2 separate regions of the Homo sapiens genome follow, and region 1 is linked to region 2. The links are chromatin loops, found by intact Hi-C in ENCODE. Cell type or tissue: HepG2. All regions are shown on one strand.

Region 1 (8,000 bases), 68 kb after region 2:
GGTGGATGGGGATGACAGCTCCTCTGTTTTCTGGTTGCAAACATCAAAAATAACATCTTGCTCCAGACCCCCAAACGCAGCTGACAAACTGGAGACTCGATCTCAGAGTCCTCAGAGTCCCCGTGCTGCGTCGGCCTAGGCGTGGGATTTCTAATCATGTTCTTAAGAACCGATTCTCTTGGGATTTGTTGGATATTAGGTACTGGCTTCCTGTCCCTTTACTCTCAGGTATTAGAAACAGCATGGGAGACAAATGCAAATCTCAGCTGCAGGACAAAGGACTGGGACTAGGAACCTATTTGTAGATTTTATCGGTAGTTGAGACCGCTACGGAATCATTTGTGTAGAAATGCTCTGAGAAAAAAAAATAGTAAGACGCAGAATAATCTTGTGTCTTTTAAATCATTAAGATGAGTCCTAATACTGGACTAGCGTGGTAGCGTGGCCGAGTGGTCTAAGACGCTGGATTAAGGCTCCAGTCTCTTCGGGGGCGTGGGTTTGAATCCCACCGCTGCCAGGTTTATTGCAAAATTAGTAGGGATATCTAAAGCTCATTGAGATTTGCAAGAAAAACATTTTCCACTGCGAGCACAAGGTAGGTATTTAATCCTGATAATGGTAGGTTGAAAACCAAATAGCAGCTGCAAAATCAGACTGCCATCAGTTATTTCTAAGACCTCCTCTCCAAGGGAGTATGTTCCTTTTTATGTTTTAAAAATGCTCATACAAAAAGTACAACTCACATGATTCAAAATTACAAAAATTCAAGAATACATACATAATGACAGTCTATTTGTGCCCCCACCCCATCCTGCCGGACACCCAATTCTGGACCCTCAGGCAACCAACCATATTAAAATCTGGAGTTCTATTAAAGGCATATTCTTTGCATATAGTTTTTTCACTATAAATACGCTTTCCAAACCCATTCTATTACACCTTGCCTTTTTCACTTTATGTATGTTGCAGCAATTTCCATGTCAACAAAGAAAGAGCCTCTTCCCTCTTTGTTTTGTCTGTATAGCATTTAGTTTTATAAATGTATCTGAATTTATTTCAGCAGCCATTTTTAACAATATAAATAATGTTGCAATAAATTAACTTGTATATCCGCATTTAATAAGTGCCTGGGATTAGAAAACGTTCTAAGAATGCAATCGCTAAATCAAATCATATGTATGTGATGATGATTTTGGTGGCTCTTGCCTTATTCTCCTTCCCTAAATATTACTAATTTATTCTCCTATAGGGCCCAGAAAGGACCTGTTTCCTCAACACCCTGACCAGCACAGAACATTGTAATAATGACAATTATCAGTCATTTAGCTCCAACTAAGCCCCAGATATTGTCATAAATTCTTTACATATATTGAGTCATAGAATAATCTCAATAATATATAAGGATGTTCATATAATCCACATTTTACAGAAAAGAAAATTGGAGTTGTGACCGATTAATCACATAATCACAGTCGTCTAAATCACATAGATTGTAGATGGAGGAATAAGAATGTCAGTGCCTGTGATTGAATGAAAAATGCCCCAAAAGATATCCATGCTCTAATTCTTGGAATCTCTGAATATTACCTTACTTTGCACAGACCCCCAAAAGGGGGGTCTTCGGAGAAAAAGTTAAAGATGAAGAAATTATCCTGGATTATCCAAGTGGAGCTCAAATACCATCACAAGTGCCTTTAATAGGGAGAGGCACAGGGAGATTATACAGTTACAGAAGAGAAGAAGACAATGTGACCACACGGACACAGATAGAAGCAATGCCACCACCAGCCAAGGAATGCGAGCAGCCACCAGAGGCTGGGAAAAGGTAAGGACATATTCTTCCCTAGAGCCTCCGGAGGGAGCATAGCCCTGCCAACACCTTGATTTCAAACCAGTGATACTGAGTTTGGACTTTTGGCCTCCAGAACTGTGAGAAAAGAAGTCACTTATTTTAGGCCATCAAGTTTGTGGTACTGTAATTTGTTACAGAAGCTACAGAAAACTAATTCAACATCTTTAAGTGCTATTCGGCACACTACCACAAACAACTGTTTTTGTTTTGCTGTTGTTTGCCAATCTGATATGTTAAAGACATTATCTCACTGTATTTCTATAGTTTCATTTTTTAAACTTCTTTTACTTCTTACTTCTATATTGCTTTTATTATTAAATTGGTTGCACCAACTGGGAACAACAGATTTTATTGTGTCTGCTATCAACCTTATCTCAGGCAACAGATAGAAATGAATAAAATTAACTCTTTAAAACATAAGTTACAAATATTTTCCCCCCCAGTTTTACTTGATGTTTTGTCACTGTGTTTATGCCTTTTTTGAGGGGATGAGGGTACATCCCAGTGGAATTTTTTAAATGTTGTTTAATGCAGTGAATTATGTTAAACTCTCATTGTCTCTGAATTTTGTGTAAAAAATTAGTTTTCTGTACCAAAGTTATATAAAATTTCTGTCTTGGAATTTCTAGTAATTATAACTGTGGGTTTGTTTCATTCTTTACTTTTACAATTTGCTTGTATTTGGAATTTATTTTAGTCTCATAGCTTTAAGCTTTTCTTTTCCTAAGTGGCTGTCCAATTAGCCCAACACATGTTTTGAATAATCTGCCTATTTCTATTGATTTAAGTTGCCAATGATTACAGTCTTAACCATTTTTTTCTCTCAACTTTTGAGTGTTTCCATTGGAGAAAAAAAACTATTTTGGTGGCCTAACAATGGTTTGTTCACTCTCTCATAATACCTGAGCATGTCATTTACTCAAGGCATACATTGACAGAAGATTCAAGTGTGGGAATTCAGTATGTCTGTTGTTTACTATTCTATTTATGAAGCAGCAGAGTCAGCCTCAAACATATTAGCAATCCCTGTTAATGTTTTTATAAATACAAATATTTGTTATTTTTAATTTTCTAAAAGTAATACAAAGTTGTAACTAATTTAAGCTTTTATTATTAAATTAGTTGCACTGACTGGTGACAACAGATTTTATTGTGTCTGCTGTCAACCTCATTTCAGGCATAGATAGAAATGAAGGTGATTTCCTTTATTTTTAAAATCTAATAAATGTAATCCTTTATTAAAATTGTGTCTGTGGAAGATTCAAAATCTACAAACTATTAGAATTAATAACTAAATTTAATAAGGTGTCTTTATGCAGGGTAAATATAAAAATGAATTGTACTTTTAAACACCAGCTGTAAACAAGGGCTGGGCGCGGTGGCTCACGCCTGTAATCCTAGCACTATGGGAGGCCAAGGCGGGCGGATCACTTGAGGTCAGGAGTTCGAGACCGGCCTGAGCAGCATGGTGAAACTCCGTCTCTACCAAAAAATACAAAAAAATTAGCTGGGCGTGGTGGCATGTGCCTGTAATCCCAGCTACTCGGGAGGCTGAGGCACAAGAATCTCTTGAACCTGGGAGGCAGAGGTTGCAGTGAGCCGAGATCGCGCTATTGCACTCCAGCCTGGGTGACAGAGTAAGATCTTGTCTCCAAAAAAAAAAAAAAAAGTAGAAATAAAAAATTTTAAAGTATAATTTATAATAACATAAACATCAAATTTATAGGAATAAATTTAATAAAAGAATAAATTGAATGTTATGCCATATGTATGGATTAAAAGTTTATCAGTTCTCCCTAAAATTTATCTAGCAATCCAAAGGAATTCCCATCTAAATCCCAGGATAATTTTCCTTATTGCTTTTGTGGCAAAGAAATGAAGGTGATTTCTGATTTTCGCCCTGAGCTCTGTAATTATAAATCTTGGTAGAAACTTCAGAATTAATTGCTCAAATAATTCATTTTGGAAACAAGACTGAGATTCCAGAGAACGTTCGGAAGTTTCCTTTAATCAGCTCTAAATGTATTAACCTTTCCTAACCCAGAGACACATTCAAACCGATTCCCCTGTCTTGCCAAGTGCAGCCCAGAGAAGTAAGATATTATAAAATAGAACCTGACTGGTCCTGAGAGCGAGCTGAGATCAAGTCTAAAGAAAAATAAGCCCAGAAGACAATCTCTAGAGCGATGCTCACATTGGGAAGGGGTTGACGCTCCGGTCCTCCAAATAGCTGCCTCCTGAGTGCAAATGACTGTCAGAACACCATACGCCCAACTCGGTAGCCTACGAGTCTCTTGTGGACTTCTTTTGTTAGAGGTTTTCCCTTAGGACATTGGAACGACGAATCATTAAAATGATAAAGAGTAGCACCTGCAAAATTTAATTTTAGGAAACTTTATCACATTTGGACAAACTAAGTAGCCTTGACTTTTACTTGTGGTTATCCTTGGACTAGCTGAAGCATTAATGGTCCTAACATTTAAGCTGCCCGAAAATTTTTTCGTTTGTATTAGTTCCGCAGTGCATCTAAGTAAGCAAAACGTATTTTTGGAGTTTGCCCCTTCTCTCACGGCAAACTGTTGCAGACTGTAGAGACGCTATGCCAAGAATCTTTTACTTAAAAGCAGGAATAGATTCAATAGGCAACTTCACTGCACATGTAGGCTCTATGGCTTAGTTGGTTAAAGCGCCTGTCTTGTAAACAGGAGATCCTGGGTTCGAATCCCAGTAGAGCCTTAAGGTTTTCATTTTCACTAGAAAGCCAGTTCTTCATTAACCTCGACTGTACCTAAATCTTCCACTGTATTCACTATACTGCAAGTTCTAATGCAATCAATTATAGGTTATGTGAAGGCAAAATTCCCAGGCTCAAAGAAGAAAATGAGAACTTTGTGAAGTTTTGAATTAAATTCTGGCAGCAGATCTTTTTTTCCAACAAATATTTATTGAGCTTCTCTGTGTATGCACAGATTCAAAACCTATGTAGATGTAGATTATGTCATCCCTAGAATCCAATAATGTCCAGCTCTTTGGCTGATTTCAGAAGAGTTCATATAAATTAATATACTACCATAAATTAATAAGTCTACCATAAAACAGATGGGAAATTAGCATATTTGCAGGGTCCTACTTGCCTTTTGAAGAGAACAGGAGGAAAATAATTTTTAAAACCCTGTTAACCCTCTTATAAAATGAACTAGGAACACTTTATAGTGACAGCCAGTTAGAAGCTATATTTGCCAGAGGCTGGTGCATCTCTGGGGCTGGAACAAAAGTGCTGAAGGAATAGAGCAAATCAAAGAAAATTTTCAAACATCCAAAGCTAATAAGGGCCAACCTTACTTGATTAGTTTCATTTGCATGTGTTTGCATATCTCATTATTTTGACCGTTAATTCAACACAGACGTATTGACTGCCTTCTATGTGCAAGGTACTGCTCCAAGTGCCAGGGGTAAGGCAGTTTAATAAATGCCAACCCCTCACCATCCCTCCACCCCAAAAAAATCTTACCCTCATGGACCTTATTATCTAGAAGAGTATGGAAGATAATGAATAGATAAAAACATAAAATAAATATTATGTCAGATTGTGGTGAATTCTATGGAGAAAAATTAAGCAAACAAAGAAGACGAGGAGTGTATGAGTAGAAACCAAGATTTCTATGCCCTTCTTATAAGGCACTAGCAGATCTATTTTTTGTTTTCCTTTATCTTTTATGAGAAGTGATCTTAGGATGACTCTGATCGCCATGTTATTCTAACAACCCTAGGTAACATCCTTAAACAGTGAATTGACTTTCAACTTTACCTTTGCTGCACCCTATTACATGCTGCCCCTCATTAGATCCCGACCCTGGACAGGGATCCATTCGAAGTCATATCAGAATGCCTGCGTACATCCCTCAGCTGTCCTCTTTAATAACTATGTAGTTTTGGCAAACTACATAACTTCACTGGGCTTCACTTCCCTTGTTTGTTTAATGATAATGGAATTGTTATAAGAATGTTTTCAAGAATAAATACAAATAAATTACTTTTTAACAAAAATGCTTTCAATAAGGGTCAGCATTATTATTATTATTTGAACAAACTTTTTTGGGGCCAAGTGTTTCGTTCTTTAAACCACACTTTAAGCTCTTATTTCATTTTATGATAAAAATCCCAAAGCTTAACAATTTACTAACTTCTACTAGCAAGTAAAAAAAAACTATCTTTTTTTCTATTCATATATGTACAGAAACAATACAGAATTTTAAAATAATTAGGGAAATAGATCAACAGTTAAATAAAATATTTAAGAGAGTGCATAAAAATGTTAGCCTCATATATTCTAATTGAGGTAGCAAACATATATAGAAATTTACACAATAATAAAAATCAGGATCATCATGATTAAATTACATGCCTAAAAGCTCTTCTCTGAATTAAATTATGCTATGCACAAAAAATTTGGTTCATAAATATGCATTTTGGTGCATTCAGTGTGCTTTTGATTATGGCCACCAAGTATTTGGATATGTAGAAACACCTCAAAGCATTTCTAAGTTTAGCAACATATCTGTTTAACAGATAGAATTATGCTTCTGTTTTATTTGCTTTTTGTGAAATTTCTGAATCTCAAACTGCTATCAAAAGACTACATCTGGATAATAAATTATTTGTAGAATAGAAAAACAATGAAGAAAACATCAAACAACTGTCATTGACAGTGGAACACTGTGTATTCAGAAAATAATTGTAGCACATCATAATGTAATAGATTCTGGCTGCATATGATCATAGTGGCCAATTTCATTATTTTTATTTATTCAAAAACGCAGTAGACAATCCACACGATTTTGCAACTGTTTTCTTTTTTTTGTACTTTTTTTTGTTTTTTTAGTAGAGATGGGGTCTCACCGTGTTAGCCAGGATGGTCTCAATCTCCTGACCTCGTGATCCACCCGCCTCGGCCTCCCAAAGTGCTGGGATTACAGGCATGAGACACTGCGCCCGGCCACAGCTGTTTTCTTATACAGTTGTAATGATTTTACATACTATGGAATAGTTGACCTAACATATTTTAAAAGTTGCATCCGATAGTCTCAATACTTCAAAACTTACTGATAATCACAAATTATTTGCCCCAAAACTAGACATATGCTGGAACTTGCTGAAAAAGTAACCAAAATAATAGGCCTTGGGAGCAAACGGTTTTCTTATACATCACCTATTAAAAAGATTCTCCTATCAGCATCCCAGGATGGAACTCATACTGTGACAAAAGAATATACCTGTGTTACAAATCTATAAAACAACTTCATTGAAGGAAGTAGAGTAGAAAGCTGCTGAACTAAGTAAATTTGGAAATATAGTAGAGTCTGCAAGACTAAAGTCAAAAAGAACTGTATATAACATTGTACTCTAGTTGATTAAGTCGTTTACCAGGGGAGTATGGATTAAAAATTCTGAAACCCCTCTACATGGGTACTGGAATTGAACAACTAAATAAATGAATGCTAGATGGTGAGAGCCAGGCTTCTCACTTTGGGAGGGAAATTTTATAGACAAGCAAGGGAAGAAGGCTAGAATGATACAGGTGGTAATGGATTAAAATTGGAGATATCAGTATGAACTCAAATTTAGCTTAATATAGATACAAATGGATATATATTTATAGATATTTGTGTGTATATAATATGTATACATATTATGTATGTACACATGAAACACACATGCATGTATTTTGTTGGTCTGTCAGCTGAGAGGGCCTAAAGGCAACAATATCCCATTACCAATAAGGACATCTATTGCCCAGATCTTGGTTTCTAAAACTGTTTTCCAATAAAAGGAACCAGGGCTCCTTGGAGAAGTGGTGAATTGTAGGACTGGGTAGGAAATATACAAGATGAGCCTGGAGAATCTTGTAGTGCCAGAAAGTATGAAAGTGCTCAGAAACAACACGATGATGAGGGTATGTCAAGGGACATAGAACTCAACTAAAAGTCTTTCTAATTGCCAAAGAACCTCTGCAGATCTTCAGAACTCTCCCTCTCTGTAGCCCTCTTCTCCTTGGTACTTTGCCCGTGAATTTTAGTTACTTTGGCTTCCTTGAATGCTAACTCCCCAACTCTAGAAGATAGTTGGGCTCTGTTTAGGTTCCTGTGAC
Region 2 (8,000 bases):
ACCTAAATGTGAGGCAGATAGATCAAAGAGAATAATGGGTTTTGAAAGCTGTCAGCAAACATTAAAAATCGATTTATTCTCTTTATTTTAATACCCAGTAAAACTTGTGCACATATATGCCAAAAAAAAAAAGCAAGTCCAAGAGTTTTCCTACAGGTACGGTTTATAATATCCCCAAACTGGAAACAACCCAAACATCCATCACCAGCAGAATGGGTAAACAAACATAAAAAATTGGTATATTCATATTGCGGAATATATACACAGCAGTGAGAAAGAACAATTGTTAAATGCAACAACATGGATGAATTTCACATATTCCTGCATAAAAGAAGCCAGGCATAAGAGAGTATTTATTATATAATCCTATTTATATGGAGTATGAAAATATGCAAAATTCAAAGATGATATTAGATGTCAAGAAAATGGTTATCCTTATGGAGAATGTGATTAAGAGGGGGCATGAGGGTGGCTTCTGGAGGGACTGATAATTTTCTATCTCTTGACACAGCTCAAGTGACAAAACTTAGTTCTGGGATCTTATTTGATGGAAACAGTGGCAATACATTGAAACAGAAGATCTGGGTGGGAGTTCAAAGATACATTCTCTTCATATACATTCAATGATCTATATATACTTGTATTTGGGCACTTTTCTGTATGTTTCTTATACTGCAATTAAAAATTTTCTTAAAAAATATGAAGTCACATTAAGAAAGACAGCATTACCATTATTTTAGAAACTCCATTTACCCCACTCTATAGTATATCTCTCTCATTCTCATGCTGATATAACCACTATAATAATGTTTGAAATAATCATTCTCTTGCTCTTATTTGTTAGCTTTACTAATTATATTTGTATCCATAAACAATAGATATTTTAGGATGCTTAGTTTGTAGTTTCTATAAATGAAATTATGCCATATTTTTGTGTTTTTTTAATTGAAATATCAAAATATCTCATTTCCTGTGACTTCTAGGTTTTTCTGCATTGCATGTCATTGCTTTCATAAATTGTTACAGCTATCAAGGGAAAATGTGTTAAGACTCTTAATAATATAATAATTTAATTTTAAATTTGTTAATTTTGCACACAAACAATCTGTTAAAGAAAAAACAGAAAGAAAAGATAGTTCTGTTTCTTCCTTTCTAAGAATTATAACTTTTTAACTTTCCTTTTGTCTGGGAAGGAATGGAAGTCGCAATTCCTGGTATACCACTTGTAGTCCCAATCTCAAGTAAAGTGTTTTAAACTTTTTACCTTTAAGAGTTGTTTTTTGTAGATTATTTTTATCTTTTAAAAATTAAGTAAAAGAAATTTCCTTCTATTTCTAGATTGTTAACAGTTGCATTGTGAGCAGACAGTGAAATTTATCCAATGTTTTTCTGCCTCTTTTGAGGTGAACTTATTTTTTTCCTTTAATTTCTTAATGTACTGAATCATAACACTGTTCTTCTCACGTTAAATTGACATCCTGCTTTTGGTATAAATCTGGATTTGTTATGATTTTTAAACATTGGTGGATTCAGCTTTTTTTTATTATTATTATTTCTGATTTTATGTTCGTTAATGAGATTGACCTGTGATTTTTCTTTCTCTCATTGTCTTTTTCTGGTTTGGTATTAGGATGAAGGTGAAAATGAGGTGAAAAGTCTTCCCTCTGTCACTACGTTTGGAAAAGTTTGTATCCAATTGAAATTATTCTCCCTGGATTGTTTTGAAGAACTTTCAGGTGAAAATATCTGGGTTTAGGACTTTCTCTGTAGGACAATTTTTGACTATTCAATTTATGTAACAGTTACTTGCTATTTCCTCTTGAATCGAATTTCATAACTGATAACTTTTGCAGAATTTACTGTTTTAATTTTCAAATTAATTGGGCAAAATTTTTTATACCATTGCACATACTGATCCATCTGCTGGATCATCTATTTGGCTTTTTTTTTTTTAAGAGAGAAGAGAGAGAGAAGTTTCGCTATGTTGCCCAGGATGGTCTCAAACTCCTGGCCTTAGGCAATCCCCCCCCGCCCCCCGCCAATTCCCCCCTCCAACTCCCCCCTCCAACTTCCCCCTCCAACTCTCCCCTCCACTCCCCCACCCCCCTACCGCGTCTTGGCCTCCCAAAGTGTTGGGATTACGGGCGTGAGCCACAACGTGCAGCCTCTTTCTGCACTTTTTTTCTTTTGAAACTAATTCTTTCTTATCTTTTAGGTCTCAAGAGTAAGTTTGGTTCCTAGGTGTTCACTGAACCCCTTCAGGCTGGGTTAAGAACAGATCCCTGCAAGCTGACACTTTGACCAGGTGGGTGAGAGAATCCGGGTGGTGCTTTCGTGGAGGGCAAGAGAAAGAGAGCGCAGCCTCCTCAGGATGCAGTTGCTGAATAGAAGAGCTTTTCAGTAAATATATGTTTCTCCAGCCCTTCTGGAATATGAAAAATCTGTGTAACAGACTTTGAGAGAGCCGGAAGCCAGGATGAAGAGGGAGGTCCCATAAAGACTCAAATCAGGCTCTCAAAGAGTTCCCAGTAATGGGGAATGAGACCACCAAATGCACCCCGTTGCTTTCACCACGCCTCCGGCACTCACAGGAGGGTGTCCACGCAGGCGTCGTTCGTTCCGGGGGCAGGCCTCGCGCGCGCCTTTCCTTCCTGTGTGTTTCCCACCGGCACATCACTAGTGGGAGGTCAGAATGCTGCCAGTCAAGGATGGCTGGGTCAAATGAAGAACTGAAATGAAAACAACCACTACGAAGTGGTTCGAACTGCAACTTTCCGGGCCTAAAGCCTGGCTCCTGCCCCCTCTACCACTCAGCGCCACCACCGAGTGGTTGCACAAGATGATACGCATTTTCTACATTATTCTCTAAGTGCCCGCTATACTCTTGGGCTTTTAACAAACGTCTCACTAGAGACTATTCAGCAGGGCCTAGTTTTGGTTACCAAGCGGAGCCAGGCCTAGGAAGATGCCTCTATTTAATGCTAATTGCAGCTGTTGCAGCTGAATTGGACGCCAAGCTGAGAAGGTCGCCTGAGGGGGTCTTTCTCGTTCACCTGGTGATTTTCATTTATTTCCAGAGGGTCTCAATGCTGAATGCAAACTGATCATGTGTAGTAGTGATTATAGAGAGACATTCAATGCTTTTCTTTTTCCCTTTCTTTACAACTTTTTGTCACCAGCTGAGAGAAGCAACGTGGTGCATGTGCAAAATTTGGTGTAACATTTGGTGTCAAGTTAAGGGTAGGAGTTTGGAGAAAATCCAAATACTCACTTTGCATTACCTTGTTATTGTGTGACACTGGCAAGTTATTTAGCTTTTGTATAATTTACACTATCTTTGAAATTAGGTTAACAACAGAAATCATGTCATATAAGTAGAACCATACAATATATATATAAAATCCAGGTTAATAGCCAATCTTACAACATTTCTCATATTTTTTGCAGTTGCTAAGCCATGGGACCACGTGGCCTAATGGATAAGGCGTCTGACTTCGGATCAGAAGATTGAGGGTTCGAATCCCTTCGTGGTTGATTCTCCCTTTTTCACTCTAAAACAAGACTGCACAACCTCCCACACCACAAAATTATAGCATCCAATTAATTTCCGAAAGTGAACGTGAATTCTCTGCAGTCCTTTCCCGTGGAAATGGGAAGTTGCATCACACACCTCTTTGGAGTTGCGAGTGATTCAGGTGGGGCCAGCACACCACCTTTCAGCTGTTTGTACTTTGGAGGAAACGCTTGGCCAGGCTGGCACACAGGTGCCTGGAGTCCGGGGTGGGATGGAGAAAGCGTGAGCCCTGGTCCGGGAGTATCCTCTTCCCGCCTGTTGAATGGGCTCAGGGAACTCAGTTGAATGCATCTTAAGGAGCTTTATTCACCTGGTCCCGCAGGGGGCGACCATCACGTTTCCACTGGTCCCCAGTAGGCGCTACAAGTTTGACTCGCAGACACACAAAAGAGTGTAACTTGAGAGCCTTGTCTTTTTGAGGTCAGTTTAAATATCGCCCCCTTTCTAAAATTTAGAGGAGCTGAAGAAACACACGCCTTAAAACCTGCTCATGATTCAGGTGGATGTGGTCGTTGACCGGAAGCTTCTTTCTCTACCGGAGCCCGCTCCTGGGTTCTCCCTCACGTCGCGGGGCGAATTAGACTGTCCGCAATATCTGAGGAACCAAGGTGTTAACAGAGACCTGAAAACAGGAGAAGAGGCGAGCCAGGAAAAGATCTTGAAGAAGAGGAAGCAGTTTCTCCAAAAGGCGAAAGAGAGCCTTTGTAATGCCCTTTATAATAAACCAGTGAAAGTCAAAACAATTGTCTGGTCAGGAAGATATAAAAAATAGAACAACAAAAAAAATTAAACCAGTAAACGTTAAAACAAAACAAAAGGGGAAAGAATCTGGCCAAATACATTTGAATACTTTTATGAAATGGAGAAATTATTAGGACGACATGACTATTAAGTACGATTCAAGAAGGAATAGCAATAATGAATAGTTAAACTACGAAATAAATTGAAAAAGTTGTCAAACATCTTCCTACTGAGAAAACCCCATGTCCCATCACTTACCCAGGGTTTACGAGGTCAGGAAACTGAGACCATCCCGGCCAATATGGTGAAACCCTTTCTCTACTAAAAATAGAAAAAATTAGCTAGCTGGACGTGGTGGCGGGCGCCTGTAATCTCAGCTACTGGGGAGGCTGAGGCAGGAGAATCGCTTGAACCCGGGAGGCGGAGGTTGCAGTGAGCCGAGATCGCACCACTACACTTCAGCCTGGCGACAGACTGAGACCCCTTCTCAAAACAAAAACAAACAAACAAGAAATCCAACAAGACACGATCTCCTCCATAGTATAGAAAAAAGAAAAAAGAGGGAAAAGACCCACAACTATACTTGCAGAATGGCTTCATGATATTTTTCCAGACAATGTACTCTAAACAGTTTTATTGAGGCATAATTCCCATGCAATAAACTGCACAAGTTTAAACTATGTGTAAGTTTTACACATATATGCAATCATATATGTATAACATGTGTAATCATGAAACGACCAGTACAATAAAGATAATGAACATAGACATCACCCCCAAAAGCTTCCTCCTGCCCTCTTGTAAGCCCTGTTCCCCTCTTACAACCAGATATGCTTTCCATCATTACATGTTCATAGTTTTCAGAATTTCATGTGAGTGGGATCATACAGTATGGACTCTTAAAAAAATTCTTTCATTCATTATCATTATTTTGAGGTTCAAGCAATTCTCTTGCCTCAGCCTCCTGAATAGCTGGGACTACAGGCACCCACCACCGTGCCCAGATAAGTTTGTATTTTTAGTAGAGACAGGGTTTCACCATGCTGGCCAGGCTCGCTTCGAACTCCTGACCTCGTGATCCACCCGCCTCAGCCTCCCAAAGTGCTGGGATTACAGGCGTGAGCTACTACGGCCAGCACTTTGCCAGAGACTTTTAAATGGTTGATTTGAAAAAAATAATTTTCACCAGTTTCACTTGGAAGCTGGTCTGCAGAGCTCTTTTCACTTCATGTTGAAAGTCAATCTCTGGAGGTACCTCTCATACATTACTCATCCCTGCATATATATTTCCCCTCCCTCATCCTTCCTACTTAATTTCATCATAATTCTAAATTCAGGGTTTATTGGTTATAAAAAATTATTCACAGCTGTGCTATATAGTACTATGATTATATTTCTTATGTGCCTTTTAGTTTTCTGCAAAGTTATTAACTGCCTTTTACTTTTTCTTTATCTTTTATGATCATGTAACCAATTCATTCTCAACTGATTTTCCTTGAATTTAAGCAACTCTCAATATAGTGAAATACCTCAAAGAACCTATCAATTTTAATATTTTCCTTAGTGGTCTCCTCTCTGGAGCCTTTGTATCCCTGCTTCAATCTGGACTGGTTGTTCTCTAGGCATGTTACACAGGTGTCTTCTTGGGGCTTTTCTTCCACCGACCTGGGATATACTTTGCCTTCTTCCTGTTTTGGACCCTTATGTTTTCCTTTTTTTAGTGTTGTATCATTTTGATGGAGAATAACCTCTAGGAATTTTCTGAGAGGGTGACTCTGTCTACAAATGGCTTTATAACATACTCAGTTTTGATTGATAGTTTGACTAATAAATTAGACAGGAAATTCTTTCTGTCATAATTTATGACATTGTTCAATTGTCATTTTCAACTCTTCCTTCTATCAAAGGAAACATTTCTAAATAAAATACACAGATGCTGCTTTCTGTTCAGATTTAGTTTAAAATCCAAAGCAAAAAAGAAAATTTTTTTTGCCTGATTCTGGTATCTTGCCTGGTGGGAAGCTACTCAGGAATTTCTGGAAAACAGAACTGTATACTCTGCTTCTAGCCACCATGATGACAAGTATGTGACACATAAGAATTGTCCGTTATGGAATTTTCTTGAAAAAAATATTAGGCAAACTGGAAACAAGCTACCAAGTATGACTGTCTGGCATCTCTAAACTACTACAATTATTTAAAAATAAATATTCAAATGTCTCTCAATATGGATATCAAACCCTTTTCTCCTTGTCACGGGTGACAAGGCAAATCAGCACACCTACCAAAAGAACAGCCAGCACTAGGAAAATGCAGCTAGAAAGGACTGTGGACTCTGCAGTTTAGTTTACAAAATCAGGCAAGGACTGTAGGACACCTCTATCCATTCATACCTCAACTCACTCTAGAGATCTGGAAGCTCTAGGTCTTTCAGAGCAGGAACTCTGAGCTTGGTGCAAGGACACAAGGAGTCAGAAGCTTACTCCAAGGATCAATTTGAACAACCCAGGATTCCAAACAATTCTGGAGTTTCCGTGTTGTGGCAAGAGGAGAGAAGACCCACTTCTTGGGGCAATGAGAAGATCCCCAAAAGTCATAAACTCCTAACTTACCCTAGGCTCTTACTTTGTGCTCAGAACTGTGCTTAGTGCTTATATCCATCATTTATATCTGTGTAACAAACCTTACTCAAATTTAGTGGCTTAAAACAACAATTGTTTCTTCTGTTTATAATTCTTCAGGTCAATGATTGGAGCTGTGTTTAGCTGGGCAATTCTTTTGTTGATTTTGTCTTGGGTCACTCATATGACTGTAGTCATCTGGCAGCTTGACTGAGATTGGATGGTCCAAGATGGTCCCACTAACATGTGTGGGGTGTCAGCTGGACTGCCTGGGATGGCTGAGATAGCTGAGACTCTTTCTCCATGTGGTCTTCCACCTAAGATGCTTGATGAGGTTTCCAGCATCTTGTACCAACTTGGTATGAAGGTTCTAAGAGGTGAGTGACAAGGTTTCTTGAGGCCTAATTTTAGAACTCCTACACCACCATTTCTACATCATTTCACAGAATTCTGTTGGTCAAAGCAAATCACAAAGTCAACTCACATACAACAGGGAGGGAAACAGACTTGGCCTCTTGATGAAAGCTGCTGCCAAATCACATTACAGACCTGGTGTGCTGGCTCACGCCTGTAATCGCAGCACTTTGGGAGGCTGAGGCAGGCGGACCACTTGAGCTCAGGAGTTCAAGAACAGCCTGGGCAATATGGCGAAACCCTGACTCTACTACTATAAAAATACAAACATTAGCCATGCATGGTGGCGCATGCTTGTAATCCCAGCTACTTGAGCAGCTGAGGCACAAGAATCGCTTGAACCCAGGAGGTGGAGGTTGCAATGAGCCAAGATTGCACCACTGCACTCCAGCCTGGGGGACAGAGCAAAACCCTGTCTTGAAAAAACAAAACAAAACAAACACACATACGCACACACATTACAGAGGGATATGCATACAGGGATGGGAGGAACTTGCAGCTGTTAATCAATTGTTAATTTATTATCAAACAACACGGTGAATAGCCCTCCTATTGATATGTTCATTGTACATCTTGTTTAAGTAAATTATCCACTATCACTTTTTTTTTTAAACAAGTGTTAATTCAAGTTGGTCTGTAGGTCTTGTTTT

What was found. A loop is a pair of places that touch in the nucleus more often than their neighbours do. Peaks named below come from ENCODE experiments on the same cell type or tissue, not always from the same donor. Only the 100,000 strongest peaks of a DNase experiment are listed, where the experiment ranks them.
Region 1: a loop joins it to region 2, with 5 times the contacts of the local background. A loop is called at or near these places in 6 of 110 quality-filtered maps.

What each region holds. Positions count from the first base shown.
Region 1 is chr6:28,471,140-28,479,139 of GRCh38, reverse strand. TRT-TGT1-1 (tRNA-Thr (anticodon TGT) 1-1) reads left to right here and starts at 4,515; the gene lies at 4,515-4,588. It overlaps TRL-AAG4-1 (tRNA-Leu (anticodon AAG) 4-1), which reads left to right and starts at 436; the gene lies at 436-517. It also overlaps the pseudogene TRNAL47P. In HepG2, no CTCF peak of the experiment used is centred here; a DNase peak (open chromatin) is centred at 4,569; H3K4me3 peaks cover 1,258 bases; H3K27me3 peaks cover 1,790 bases.
Region 2 is chr6:28,538,648-28,546,647 of GRCh38, reverse strand. TRR-TCG5-1 (tRNA-Arg (anticodon TCG) 5-1) reads left to right here and starts at 3,462; the gene lies at 3,462-3,534. It overlaps LOC107986586 (a long non-coding RNA gene), which reads left to right and starts at 1,651. Exons shown (of 3, transcript XR_001744073.2): 1 at 1,651-1,736; 2 at 2,216-2,305; 3 at 3,448-3,587. RefSeq lists an enhancer at 2,092-2,674. In HepG2, a CTCF peak has its summit at 3,903 (motif pointing right); DNase peaks (open chromatin) are centred at 3,517 and 3,897; H3K4me3 peaks cover 2,129 bases.